Regions from separate parts of the Homo sapiens genome. Here region 2 is linked to region 1. Evidence: chromatin contacts called from ENCODE Hi-C data. All regions are on one chromosome and are shown on one strand. Each heading gives the region's core, a stretch centred on a gene start or an enhancer-like site at or near the end of the contact. The rest is flanking DNA. Distances are from core to core; before and after follow the strand shown.

The links. Hi-C counts contacts between places; a loop is a spot of excess contacts on that map.
Region 2: a map of naive thymus-derived CD4-positive, alpha-beta T cell shows a loop between it and region 1 (17-fold over the local background). The contact joins two enhancer-like sites. A Hi-C loop is called at or near these places in 1 of 168 maps with a recorded cell type or tissue (naive thymus-derived CD4-positive, alpha-beta T cell).

The regions. Positions count from the first base shown.
Region 1 is chr2:65,348,067-65,352,785 of GRCh38, reverse strand. The region is part of intron 1 of SPRED2 (sprouty related EVH1 domain containing 2); the gene reads left to right. Among named protein-coding and RNA genes, the nearest start is that of SPRED2, 82 kb to the left of the region's middle. Within about 2 kb of position 2,770, at least 11 of the 41 ENCODE cell types and tissues checked have a DNase peak (open chromatin) inside an H3K27ac peak, as active enhancers do.
Region 2 is chr2:68,277,457-68,282,175 of GRCh38, reverse strand. The region is part of intron 1 of PPP3R1-AS1 (PPP3R1 and CNRIP1 antisense RNA 1); the gene reads right to left. Among named protein-coding and RNA genes, the nearest start is that of PPP3R1, 27 kb to the right of the region's middle. Within about 2 kb of position 2,260, at least 2 of the 41 ENCODE cell types and tissues checked have a DNase peak (open chromatin) inside an H3K27ac peak, as active enhancers do.

The DNA.
Region 1 (4,719 bases), core at 1,521-4,020:
TGGGCGTGTTGGAGCACGCCTGTAATCCCAGCTACTCGAGAGGCTGAGGCAGGAGAATTGCTCAAATCTGGGAGGCAGAGGTTGCAGTGAGCTGAGATCGCGCCACTGCACTCCAGCCTGGATGACAAGGGTGAAACTCCGTCTCAAAAACAAAACAACAAAAAACCAAAGCTATGTTGTAGTCCTCTAAGGGTAGGGGTTACTCTGCACGAGCAAGATTAGCTACAGCACCTCAGAAAAGCAGGGACACAGTGAAGACTGGACGGAAGAGCCTGTTTTCTCCTCTTGATAAACATAGAGCATAGTGCCCTGGCACTGTGAGCTCACAGGAAAGTGTTAGTCCCTGTTTAAGTACACGGGTTCTTTTACTAGTACTCTCCATTGAGTGTATTTGTTGGCTGATTTCACTGATGTTAAATAACTGTGGAGAAGCCTGTTGTTAAGTGATCTTAGCCCACTTTTCACCTTCTGTACATCTTACATCATGCAAACTGGTTCTCTTTATGAAACAAACGTTTAATGATCAGAAAATCTCTTCTCTGCCTCACAGTGCCTGCTCATCCATGTTTGAGAGAAGAGCTGATGGCCTTTGCCAGAATTGGCTACTGCCAGATCTGGCATCTTTGCGATCGAGTCTTTCTACTGTGGGCATTTATGAGCTTTCGTTAACACTGTTTTCTGTAATGGCCTACCCTAACCACACAAACAGTACATATTTTGGTGGTTAACACAAAGGCCTTATTTTCTGGGACATTATAGCGTGTAGAGCAAGTGTTCTACCTTCAGGGGCTTGTACAGAGCAGAAAATCATGTTACCACCATGCATAAAATTACGTTATGTTAACTTTCCTTGCCCATAAAGTTCAGAATATATAAACTTCCAAAACCAGGGCAGTCCGCTTTTAAAAAATTCTTGAGTAGTTGATACTTAAGACGAACACCCACAAAACCACCACCCGACTTAACAAATAGAAAGTATGACCAGTACCCTCAGCTTCTCAACACATTTGATTCTACTGAAGCATTTTGTTGATTCTTTTTAAAAAGATCACTAGTCATATGTATTTTATATTCACATATACTTCATACACACATATATAATATTTTAAACATATAATTCGATGAAATCAAAGAGCCTTTATAAATCTATAAGCACAAGGAAGACCGGGGGCGGGGGATGTGATTAAAATAAAGTGAGTGTGCCTGGCTCCCTGCAAGAAGTTGGTGTTATATTTGGCTCAGCTGGCGTCTGGGAGTTGGGCTGGAGAGGCTGGGATCTTGGCTAATCCCTCTCAAGGTCTGGTGAAGTGGAGAAGAGGCTGGGAGGAAGTGAATCTAATGTTGAGCATAATGGAGAGATAAAGGAGCCGTGTAATCAGATAAGGGCTGGCTGTAGGAAGTATTTATGGGGGAGGTAAAAGTCCCAGTCTCCATCCCTGAAAGAAATGGGGAGGGGCAGGAGCAGAGGGCCAGTTCACAGATGGCGGACAGCATTATTTTCTTCTACAGGTATGCCTGCAGTGGACGACTAAACCTGGTCTTTATAAACCTGACTTCTCTTGACAATTGCTGGAGGTCCATGTCAAATTTCCTCCTACTGTCAAGAGCCTGACAGCTTCCCTGCCCCTCCACTCTCTGATAGCTGGAAAGGGCAGGCAGTCGAAACCCACTCCTCAGTGGCCAGGGAAGCTGGTGTTTCAAGGACCTGTTTTTGTCACTGAGGTAGCCTTTCAGCAAAAATGATGATGGTTACAACTTACCAAACTTCTGGATCTGACACGACCTGTAACACTACTTTCAGCCAGCAGGGTAGATCCCCTATTCATTTTGCAAAGGAGGAAACTGAAGCTTAAAAAGAGGTTTCTTCAGCTCCTGAGAGGGCTGGGGACTTCAGGGCCGCCTGGCCCTAGAGCACACATTCTTTGTGAGACCCAGTGCTGCCTCGCCGTCATCTCCTACACTTCCTTGGTTTATGTCTGTAACGTGGCCCAGACGGGGCCTGCTTTGAAACTGGAGAACACTTAGAACATAAAGGCTGAGGTCTAAAACTTTCCTGTGGAGATGCTAATCCAGTTTTGAAAGATTTTTTTCTCTGCCTTCCTATCCTGACTTACAATGTCACCTGCCTCTTTTGCATATTGCGTGATCCCGGGACAGGAAGCCCTGTTTTTACAAAAAGTCCACATGTTGGGAACACAAGGCTTTTTCCTTAAAGAAGCCACATTTAAATGGGAGATCCTCAGTCCAGCCAGTTTTGCTCATAACACAACTAAAGAATATGGTATTGAGGGCTGGTCGTCCAACACCATTTGTAATAACATTGTTGGGGCTGTTCAGCTCAAGTTCAGACACTCGGGCTCCATTCAGTTGGGGTTTGGACCCTTGGCTGGAGCTTCACTAGATCCACACCATTACAGCAGTTGTTAATTTCAGAAGCATTCTTTTAAAATGTTGTTATTTTTGACAAAGATAGCATGTTTTGACATTTTTTTCTAAGGCATACCAGCAGCAGTTTCCTTGTGCAAATTTTTAAAACTAATCTGCCCTTGCCCTTCCTGCCCCATCCCCCCACCACTAACAAACCCTGCATCTGTTTTAAACAGATGTTGTTTAATTCTTTCCAGAAAGAGGGGGAGGGAAGGTGGGAAGAGAGTTTTCCTCCTTTATACCTTTTTGGTAGTGGAGTTCATTGTCATTTCTGTGCTGGGTGGGGTGAAGTGCCTGAGTAACGTAAATACACCATGGATAGGAAGCAGTTGGCACGCAGCCATGCAGCTGGATTATCCAGACATCCTTTGCAGCTTTTAGTCCAGCACTTTATCCCCCTGCCTTGTTTTAAATAGCCAGATGCCTCAGTTAATGCTGGCTGTCGGGGCTGTTGCCGGAGGAGACAAAGGGGGCTTCTGCCCCTGAGCCTCCCCTTCCCCCAATCCCATCACAGAGAAGTCTATACCCTGGAGAAGGCACTTGATAGGAGGCATCGAGGCAGGAAGGAGGAGGCCTCAGAGTGCAAGCAAAGGCCAGAGTTAACAGCCTTGTAGTCTGGACACAGAAGGGTATGGTATTTTTAAATTCTCTAACAAATGGGTACTTTTTGGAAATAAGTTTATGGCACTAACATAAGTAATGCAAACTTCTCTTTTTCATGTTTACTTAATCCCCTCAAAGAAACAGAACAGCACATAACTGCAACACAAAAAAAGTGAAAGCATGTTTTAACAAGAGGTGCACAGAGTTTCAATTCTTCACCTTAGCCATCTCCTGTTGAGATGAACCCATAGTATACTTATAGAAGATTTGAGAAAGCTGTGTTGCACACTAGAGAATTAAAAGTCGTAGGACCCTTAGGTTTTTTTGTTTGTTTGTTTGTTTTTAAATAAATGGGGTTGGAGTGGGGGAAAGGATATTCTCCAAAGTTGTATGCAGTTAATCTAAATAAATGTTACAGAAGATTCTTTTTTTTTTTTTTTTTTTTTTGAGACAGAGTCTTGCTGTGTCGCCAGGCTGATCTCTGCTCACTGCATTCTCTGCTCACTGCAACCTCCACCTCCTGGGTTCAAGCAATTCTCCTGCCTCAGCCTCCTGAGTAGCTGGGATTACAGGCGAAAGCACCGCCACGCCCAGCTAATTTTTGTACTTTTAGTAGAGACGGGGTTTCACCATGTTGGCCAGAATGGCCTTAATTTCTTGACCTCATGATCCGGCCGCCTCAGCCTCCCGAAGTGCTGGGATTACAGGCGTGAGCCACTGCGCCCAGCCCAGAAGGTTCTTAATCTAAGGGAATATGCATGTTGAATCCTGAAATAGTTGGATTAGTCATATATGTACATGTATGTCCTATGACTTTTATATGTACTTCTACATGATTTTTCAATTTTTAGGAATAGAAAGTACTGTGATCCCAATTTAGTAATTGTGGTTCATAAGTAAATAAGTATTGAACACTATATGTTTTTATAGGAATTCTGTTAGCCATAGATTTTTTTTTTTTTTAGACGGAGTTTTGCTCTTGTTGCCCAGGGTGGAGTGCAGTGGCGCGATCTCAGCTCTGCCTCTGGGGTTCAAGCTATTCTCCTGCCTCATCCTCCCGAGTAACTGGGATTACAGGCGCCCACCATCAAGCCCAGCTAATTTTTTGTACTTTTAATGGAGACGGGGTTTCACCATGTTGGCCAGGCTGGTCTTGAACTCCTGACCTCAGGTTATCCGCCCACTTCAGCCTCCCAAAGTGCTGGGATTACAGGCATGAGCCACCGCTTCCAGCCTGCTATAGATAATTTTTTTTAAACCTGTTTATATTGTGAATTTAACCCCATTCATTCCGCAACCTGTTACATATAAGACACCATTCTAGGCTCTAGGGATATAGCAGTGAACAAAAAAGGCAAAGTTTCTGCTCCTGTGGAATTCATATTCTGGTAGGCAAGCAGATATTTTATTGAGCAAGCATTGATTTAGTAGCATATAGAAAGCCAAAGCAGAGGGGAGAAGATTTAAGAGGGGTGGAGGGTGCTATGCTGCTTTATATAGAGTGGGCAGGGAAGTCCTCTCTGAAATAACCTTGGACAGAGACTTAAGTGAAATAAGAGAATGAACTCAGTTGGTATGTGAGGAGTAGGATTTGAACAGAAGAAACAGCAAGTGCAAAGGCCCTGAGGTAGAAGGATGCTTAATATGGAGGCCAGTGGGACCAAAGTGGAATGAGCAAGGAGAGTAATA
Region 2 (4,719 bases), core at 1,011-3,510, 2.9 Mb before region 1:
AGAGGTGCCTGCAGTGGCTCTGACTTGGCTAAGACATGCTCCTGGTTGTAATCCTCACAGAGTATAGCATGATTCTTCACCCCCTTACCCCACCCCACCCCAAACTCCGTCACCTCCAGCAGGGGCAGTTTGCAGAGTCAGTCTTTGGATGGAACCCAAGAAGAAATTGACCAAGGTATACAGTTGTATTTGACATTCCCTGAGTGGTCACTTGAGCCACCAATAAATACTAGAGAAGAAAGTCAGGAACATTCCATGCATAGGATATTAGCTATTAAATGGATATTAGCCACTATCCATCATTAATAATAATAAAGACTTTTTTGTTTGTTTATTTGTCTTTTGAGACAGAGTCTTGTGCTGTTGCCCAGGCTGGAGTGCAGTCGTGCCATCTCAGCTCACTGCAACCTCCGCCTCCTGGGTTCAAGAGATTCTCATGCCTCAGCCTCCTGAGTAGCTGAGATTACAGACGCCCACGACCACGCCCAGCTAATTTTTGCATTTTTAAGTAGAGATGGGTTTTCACCATGTTGGCCAGGCTAGTTTCAAACTCGCGACCTCAGGCGATCTGCCCACCTCAGCCTCCCAAAGTGCTGGGATTACAGGCGTGAGCCACTGCACCTGGCCATGAAGACTACTGTTTACTTGAACTGTTGCTATTTGCCAAGCCCTGTGCTAAATTCTTCATATATTTTCTCTTACTCAATTTATTCAACCGCCCTGAAAAGTAGCATTGTTGCTACCATTTTACAAATGTGAAAACAGGGACTTGGAAAGGTTCAAGCAACAGGTTCAGGCTTATCTATTTTCAAACCTGTCTTCTTAATTCCTATCCTATTTTGAAGACAGTTAAGGGCTCTAATTGTTCAGAGATTTTTGCATATCACCATTTAATAGACTGCTGAGGACCTTACTTTTTCCCCCCTTATCCCCTAGTTCACTACCCTTTTCAAAGGACAGAGACAAGGTCAAAGAAAAAAAGTAAATGTAAACCTATCCATATGCTTTGTACTGACATTCAGCCTTAGTTATACATTTATTTGAATACAAGAACTATGCTTTTCTATTACATTTGTCTCCCTTCAGCACCTCCCATAATGTTCCGCCCACAGCAGTTTCTTAACACTCTGTTGCTTCAGTAACTGGCTGGCCCCTTGTTCACATTTGGGGTTGAGAAGGTTAGTGATGGGATATAAATCAAAATTTGTGTTTTTGTGTAGGTCAGATTATTTTGACCATCTGATTTCCCTTACCATGAATCTCTGAAAATTAAAAGTAAATTGACTCCAAATTTAAATATTATTTTATTAGATGAGTCTAATTTTATTAGCTGAGTCTCATTTTATTGTTTTGAGAAAAATTAATCAAGAGTGCTTGGGGTTGAAAGTAGTAAACAAGAATAAATCTGTCACAACCTTCTCTTTTCTAAGAACTATGAGCTGGAACTTGTTTTCATGATATAATTAGGTAGGGATTTCTGTGACTTAATTTAAAAGCCTGATTTATAATCACTTTTATTTTCAAAACAGTTTTTTTTCCACTTTCTCTCTCTCTGCCACCCCTGAATGAACCTGGCTCTGCTTCTCCAAATTCAATGATGTCAGGTTAGCAGGGAGCAAATTTGAGACTGCACAATTCCCATCAGCTATTAGCTAGGGAGATCTTTTGATCCCCAAGGTCTAAGTTCAATTCTAAAGGCTATGTTTTCTTTTGGACCTATGTGGTAACTCCTATTAACAGTAATGGGTGTTACACATGAACGTACAGAAGACTGTATACCCCTAAGATTTGCCCAAGCATGAATTTCATGAGGCAAAAGTGAACACATTTTTTTTACTTTGGCACCCTTCCCTTCCAGGTTACGATAAATGTTGGCACTTGGATAAGATTCTAAATGATGAAATGCCAATGCATGTTGCTTCTGCATATGTCATCTAAAGTATGTGGCTTCTCAAAATGGATGCCCTTCTTCTCTGCTCAATGCTTGGCCTGGCAAGCCATTGTAACCCTGACAGAGAGGAGAAAAGACATTTCTAAACAAATATTTTCCTTTTCAGATATCATACAGCTTGTGTCAGTGAGTGAGATAAACCCAGTCCTAATGTGCTAGTCTGAAATGCTTGTATCCCAGTCTACTTTCCATTGATTTGATCAATATCAGATACTCTGATATCCTGAAATGAAAAACAGGTGTGAAAAAAAGAGGACTGAAATATGAATAACAAACTGTTCAAGACGAGACAGCCAGTTCTAGAGAGCTGGCCCCACTTGCCTAAGAGGTGTGTACCAACGCCAAATAAGCCAAAGTAAGAGGCAGACTTGTTTGTATAGTATTTAATAGGCCCCAGAGGGAAAGGGAAGCCTGCTGAAACAATTTTTTTTTTTTACTTCAAAAAATACCTGGCACATAATATGTACAAATGAAACGATCTTGCTTAATTTGTTTTAGGTTCTTTATTTCACGTAACTCATGATTTAGAAAGGTCTCTAAAATGTGATGATTATAAGAACATTCATCTGCCAAGACTCTTAAAATATATTCTAACAGCTTTAATCCTGTTGCAGATAGAGCTATCAGTAGCAGCAATTAGCATGTATTTAAATTCAATAATTTCTGCATAAAAAGGACTTTACTGACATTTATAAATTCTTCCTCTGACAAAGGGGTGAGAAAGAATGTGATTAATAGTAAGATGAAGATTCTTTAATTTCTTCTGAAATTATTTTTAAGGACATAAACAACTTGCCCTTTTCTTTGCTAGTATTAACCTACAAAACACAAAAAATCAACTCATGGTTACCTTTTCAATACTGTTGGCCTCAATTCCTGACTCAGGAAATAATATAAAGCAGTTCAACTGGTTTTGTCTTGCTTGAGAAACTAAAATTAAAATCTCTGGAGTTATTTAACTTTAAACAGGAAAGAATGTGGTCTTTCAGAAATAGTCATACAGACAGTTTTCCAAATGTGTAAACCTCTTAAACTTAGTACCAATCTAAAAAAGAAAATAAAAGGAAAAAAAGGTCCTTAAAAAAAGTGCATGTGTTTTGGGTTTTTTTGTTTTTGTTTTTACATCTTTCTCTAGTTGCAACTGGAAACCGTAGGTTTTATTCTCATCTTTCAGCTACTGGCATGTCATAATCTCCTCTAGTGAATGACTACCTAAATTACTATATCCATAAATATTCTAGTGGAAAAACATTTGCAAGGCTTATTTTCAGAAGTACACTGCAGTATCTTGATGTTGACCAAATTCAATTTTATTTTTCTGTATTATAACTAACAATTTCAAGGTGTTATTTTATACATCAAAACTCCAAAAGTATGACAGAAAGGAGCTTATACATATGCTAAATAAACCAGTATTGCAGTGTAGCATGGAAAAAAAAAAACTACCCAATGATGGTGAATTCTGTTTCTTTATGCTACCCAATAGTGGTAGTCAGGCAGCCTCTAGCATTTATTCTTGGCTAGGAAAAGTGATGTTTTGGAAAATAAAATTTGGGCAAATGTATGTTATACTGGCTCTCGACACATTCAATCTCTTTTTGTTTTTTAGAAATCATAAGTCATAGTCACCAAATCATCAAATTTTTAGCTTCTAAAGAATTGCACTGGGTGTTTGTCAAAGTTAACTGAGTTGAAATCAACATGGCTAGTTCTGGTTTATTTCTTGGATTCTTCTAATCACAAATTATCTGATCAAATGAGTAAATGCACAATATTAACTGAATGCTAGAATGAGTAAATTGCTCAAACATTGTATTAACCATTATACAACATTCTATATTAGTCACTGATGAATGTATGACTGGGAGGAGTATTATGTTTCAGCCAATAAGTCCTTATTGAGTGCCCTCTATAAACTGAGGAGGTAGGACAGGAGAGGAGATCACAAAATAATTCCTAGACTACCTTACCAGTAACAACTATTGAAAAAAATTATAAAAGTAAAATCACAATAAAAAAGCAAATCTATTATCTGCATGGCCAGGCGTGATGGCTCACACCTGTAATCCTAACACTTTGGGAGGCCAAGGCAAGGGAATCGCTTCAGTCCAGGAGTTCGAGACCGGCCTGGGCAACATGGGAAAACCTCATCTCTACTAAAAATACAAAAAATTAGCCCAGCATTGTGGCACACCCCTGTAGTCCCAGCTTCCTAGAAGGCTGAGATGGGAGGATCACTCAAGCCTAGGAGGTCAAGGCTGCAGGGAACCATGACTCTGCCACTGCACTCCAGGCTGGGCGACAGAGTGAGACCCTGTCTCAAAAAATAAAATATAAAAAAATTACCTGCTTAATGGAGAAATCTGTTTTATTTACCTTGTTGCTTTCAGTCTTCATTGTTCTTATTAAATTCCATTTTCTAATCCATCTATAGGAACAATTTGAAGCTTACTAAGTAAGTGTAGATCTAACTAATTGAAGTGTTAGCATTACCAACAAATTATTTGTCATTGCACATCCTGGAAACAAAGAGCTAACATTTGGGAAGGGTGGGTGTCTCAGTAATATACACAATCCACTCTATCTTCACACATATATCAATCTAAAGGGGAGCAGAAATGTTTTTATCCATAAGGAATGAGACTCTTCTTTTTTTTCTTTTTTTGAGACAGAGCCTCGCTCTGCCGCCCAGGCTGGAGTGCAGTGGCGCGATCTCGGCTCACTGCAAGCTCCGCCTCCCAGGTTCACGCCATTCTCCTGCCTCAGCC